2 separate regions of the Mus musculus genome follow, and region 2 is linked to region 1. The links are chromatin loops, found by intact Hi-C in ENCODE. Cell type or tissue: left cerebral cortex. All regions are shown on one strand.

Region 1 (2,500 bases):
GGAGCTGGGCTGTGAGGCTGCTTTCGCTTTAACATCCTATTAGCTTGTTATCTTTAGCTTTTAAAGTCTTTCCTGGTTCCAAACCTACAGGCAGTGATGGTGAGTAGGAGGGAGGTTGAGTAAGATGTTCCTTAGTTGGGAGGCATAGCTGTTGGTGCCTTCCCCCTCAGTGATTCAGTCGTTGGCTGCTGTTGGTGTCGCTGCTGCCACTGCTGCTGCCACCGCTGTTATTTTCTTCTAGGGCAATGCTTCCGAAATGAATGCACAGTGGTAGCAAAAGTCATACAGTGTACTTAGCACAATAGATTCAGCCCTGTGTTTGTTTACCTGCCCTTACTAAATCACACTCTTGAAATCATCCTATATGCCTTTTGTCTGGATAACCTCAGATCTCGTTCAAGTGTCTACTGCATTGGGGGGCCGTTCCAAAGAATAGGGGAGATACTGGGTGGTCTTGAAAATGTGTTCAGTGGTGCAGCGCTAGAGGACTGAAGCTGGTATTGCTCTGAGCACTCACAAGTCCCCTTCATTTCACCGACAGAGAATGGTTCTCCCACTACCGAGTGGCTGGTGTAATAACCTGAGAAGATGATGTGCTTGCTGCCCCATGTGAATGGTGGGCATAGCTCAGATTTCCACGTGAGCTTTAGAGGCGACAAGACACCTATGAGTAGATGGATATCCCCACCAATAAAACGAAGGCTGTGAATTATAATGCTCTTGCTATCCAGGCCTCTAATGGGTATGAAGCCAATCCTCGAAACTCCTGCTAGAAAGGATCAAGAGGGACTATTTCTGTAGGTTCAGGATCTGTGTCGACTTAGGATCACAGGCAACTTTGCTGCCAAAAGAAACCCAGCACTGCATATTTTAGTTCCTCAGAGGACACGCAATGTTGGAAAAATCATTTTCCATCTTGCATCACAAAAAAGCCAAAGGAAAATCAGGAGAACTGTCACACTCTGTGAATAACTTTGCTACGTATAAGACAGGATTGTGTGCTGTGTGAGTGTATGCATGCGCACTCCATTCTTTTGGGAGGCACAAGGGAGAATTCCCATAGATGGGGGAGTGTGTGAGTCAGGGGATGTGGGAGAAGGCACGTGAGATCGTGGGATTACACTTAATTAGTTAAAATGTGTGCTTTATAAAAACCATTTTGCCAAAAATGAGCTTTGTGGGAAGGAGAAGGCAGCAGGGACGAGGCTGCGTGGGGGAGAGGGAGGACTGAGACGTGCCAAGAGCGAGGGAAGGCTTACTTGTTGTTGAATGTTGAATCCCACTGACGAGTGTGCCATGAGCCAATTCAGGGAAATTTGAATGCAAATTGAGAGAGTGCAAAACTACTGGGCCCTGATATTATGTAGAGACATTGTGTGTGTGTGTGTGTGTGTGTGCGTGTGTGTGTGTGTGTGTGTGTGTGTGTGTGTGTGTGCCCTATTTTTATAAGAACTCTGAACATTCCCCAGTGACTTAAAGTTTGGGAAATCCTTGCTTGTCTCCCTTTCCCATGTCCTGTCTTTCTATAACACAATAGTGGTGACATATCCCCTGGTCCTTTTCTTCTCGTGGGCCCTTGTGACTTTACCAAGTGAAGGCACAGAGTTCTTTCCTCTTGAGGATGCTATATCTTAGAAGAAAGAAGAGACCAGATTCTCACTAGACCATGAACATATTGACACCCTGTCTTTGGACTTTACAGGTTTTAGAATAATAAGAAATTATATCTTCTGTTATTTATAACTTCCCAAGTCTCAAGTATTCTATTATACTGGCTAGGATGGCACTAGCTACTGTAACAGCCTCCAACCTTCAGTGGCTCCGTGGATTTTGGAAAACAGACTAGACTGCTCCTTGCATCATGTGCCTGTGCCGTTCTCCTAGGGACTGGAAGTCCTTGGAGTCTACACTAGAATGTGAGATAGAGGGTGAAGAAGGGGACCATGCCTCTTCATAGCTTAAAACTCAGAGGTTACAGATATGAATTCCACGTGTACCCTCTGAGCCTGCCCCAGATGCTTGGATGTTTGGGGAACAGAGTCTGATCGAGTCACAGAAATTAGTGATGAAGACAGATCCTAGCCAGAATATTTTGCTACATAAGCAAGAGCTTGCAGTTTGAACAACAGAAATGGCTATACTCTACTACTGCCCACTTAGAGCAACCGCTCTTGACAATAAGGGGAAAAAATGACTAGACATCTTTTTCCATTGACCATAATGCTTTCTCCAGAGACAACAAAGGCAAAGCCCTAATATAGCATTTCTGTGAAATTTTTTAAATAAATGAAGTTAAGGATTCTGTGGGTTTCATTTTCCTTCTGTGTCCTCTGAGTTTGCCCTGCTCCTTCTCCACACCTGACACCCACTCCACCCTGGAAGCCCACTCTACTTCAGACACCAGCCTGTCCTCCCCACTGTTCCCTCTGGATTCATGATGTACATTCCTTTGCCATACGAATCTCCTTTCTCACACACATGTGTTTTAAAAGCCTTGCTT
Region 2 (2,500 bases), 210 kb before region 1:
TTCTACCAAATATTACCATGCCCTTTAATCTACTTGTACCATAAAGTAATATTTCTTAATCCACTTTAAAAATTCTTTACTTCTGTAAAGATAAATGACTTTCCCAAATCTTGGGTTTGGCATGCAGTAGAGCTTGAATTCACACCCAAGTCTCTTTTTTATAGTCATTTTGAGTATTATAACTTTACTGTCTGAAATATGTACTTAAAACTTCCTTTCTTCCCTCCCACCATCCCCTCTCTTTCCTTCCCTCCTCCTCCTTCTCTTCTCCCTCTGACGATCCTGCCTCTCTCATTGTTTATGGAGACAGGGTCTCTCACTGTAGTCAGCCTGGCCTCAAACTGTGCAGGCTGGCCTCGAACTCATGGCCCTCTTCCTGCTTAGCCTTTCAAGTCCTCACAATTTCAAACACACTATATCCCTAACTGGGCTTCAGTAGTCACGTTTCAGTGCCAAATTTATTTCCAAAGGAATGCGCCTCTAATTTTATAATGGCACGTATAAATGAGAAATAAGGGGCTTATGGAATTTTGCTTCCCTGCCAACTCTGTGGGAGAGGCGTAAAGAGTTCTAAGTCTAGGATTGGAGCACAGACACAAAAGGCAGCAGCTGCTGTTTCCTGTAGGAGGCATTTGGAGGATCCTGACAGGATCTCACAAACCCCGGGCTTTGCAGCGGGGCAGTTATTGAAGGTAGAAGACAGGACACATCCTACACCCACAGGATGAGTTGACTCCTTTACTCAAGTCCTGTGGGCGACCTAAGTAGTAACGACAACACCATGTGAAACTAGGATGCGGCTCCCATGTGATCTTTTTCCTTTTATATGAAACAAAATAAGAGAATTCCAGGCCAATTTTTCCAGCGCTAAAATAAAGATGCCAGAAATAAATGGCAGCTGTTTAGCCATGTACAGCAACACCGTACAACAGTTCGGGACGGGAGGCAAGGATGAATTATGCTGATAGGCTGTGAAGTGGCGTGTTATTTGTGCCTTTTTCTTCCAGCCATCCTTCTTGCCTTCTCCATTACCCAGTCATTTTTAAATGATTCAACTGGAAAAAAAATGCAAAACGGCTCAATCCATTCATTTTCTTTATGTGCCCTTAAAATAAAACACCAGAGCTGTAATTTGCTAATCATATTTCATCACTTGTGACAATCGCTGCATCCAGCTATGGTTGGGGAAGTTGCTGAGCGTCTGCCTGGCTGTCATTCTAGGAGGAAGGCCCATTTTGGCAACAGAAGAATGTGTGGACAAGAGCCATTCACAGCATCGCTGATTCTATACCAAAAACGTAAGGCCCGGGAGAGGTTTGTTTTATCTTACAGCAGTTCTCCGTTTCTTTATGTCAGTGATGTATATTATTAACCTAGATGCTCAAAACAGTGTTTTTATCCATCCCATTGGATGAAAGCCGCGTGAATTGTATAAAGTGAAAACTTCCTTTTGTGGTGGTTCTAATTTCATCGGAAAATATCTGTATGGGTGTATCTGTTATTGTTCTCTCTGCTGTGAGCAAAAACCTGGTGGGATGCAACTCAGGGGAGGAAAGGTTTATTTTGCAAGGGTCTGAGTGTCGGTCTATCCTGGCAGGGAAGGCCTGGCAGCAGGAGGCTGCCTGCTTGCTTATATCATGGGGGATGGTGACAGAGAGATCAATGCTGGCTCTCAATAGGTTTCTCCCTCTGTGCATTTTTAGTCTGTACAGTACCTGGAATGGTGCCATCAACATCCCAGGTGGGTCTCTGCTCCCCAGCTGACCCTTCCTGAGTATTCTCACAGACACGTGCAGAGATGTCTCTCCTAGGTGACAGATGACGAGTTCAGTCAGGCTGTCTGTAAAAGTTAACCCTCACAGTCAGTGACTTCAGCAGTGGTCCGACTTCAGCAGTGGACTGGCATCGCGGTAAGTAGCCAGTGTGCTTGACACCTGATTAGTCTGTGATGCTGATGCTGCGGTTGACATCTCTAAGAATCCATCCTTTTCCTCGGAAGGCTGTCATACGCACGAACCTAACCGTTTTACCGGATGTTTCAGAAGACAAGATGCATTGCATTTAGTCTCTTGGCAATCTGAAGAGGTGGCCATCAATATGTCAGGGTTATAAAAGTGAGAGAGCTAAAGTTCAGAGATGTTCAAGCCACTTGTTAAGTTCCACAACTTAATGCCAGGTAACTGACTTCAAGTTCAGCCTGTCTCTCTTTGGAACACAGGGCTATTTCTCCGGAAAACTAAGAAGCCTTCACGGATGGCTGATAGATTCAAAAGTGCCTGTCAGATATAAGCCAAAGATGAGTTAGCAAATATAAAAAGGCACATGACCACAGAGCCTTGGGGTGGACAAAAAGACTGTCTCTTTCCCTTGGTTCTGGTTAAAAAGTATGAGCTCTTGAGAGCAGACCTTCAAATGGCATCCTTCCTTCTGTTTGGCCTGTGTAATTATTGGTGTGCCAAACCCTTTTGCTTTATTGAGAATGGAAAATTCACTAATTAAG

What was found. Peaks named below come from ENCODE experiments on the same cell type or tissue, not always from the same donor. Only the 100,000 strongest peaks of a DNase experiment are listed, where the experiment ranks them.
Region 2: it touches region 1 in a loop (12-fold over the local background); 4 of 42 quality-filtered maps call a loop at or near these places.

Annotation. Positions count from the first base shown.
Region 1 is chr13:44,071,936-44,074,435 of GRCm38, reverse strand. No RefSeq gene overlaps it. Among named protein-coding and RNA genes, the nearest start is that of Gm33630, 27 kb to the left of the region's middle. In left cerebral cortex, no CTCF peak of the experiment used is centred here; DNase peaks (open chromatin) are centred at 88 and 1,077; H3K27ac peaks cover 1,157 bases.
Region 2 is chr13:44,281,245-44,283,744 of GRCm38, reverse strand. No RefSeq gene overlaps it. Among named protein-coding and RNA genes, the nearest start is that of Gm29676, 22 kb to the right of the region's middle. In left cerebral cortex, no CTCF peak of the experiment used is centred here; DNase peaks (open chromatin) are centred at 685, 1,176 and 1,754; H3K27ac peaks cover 1,071 bases.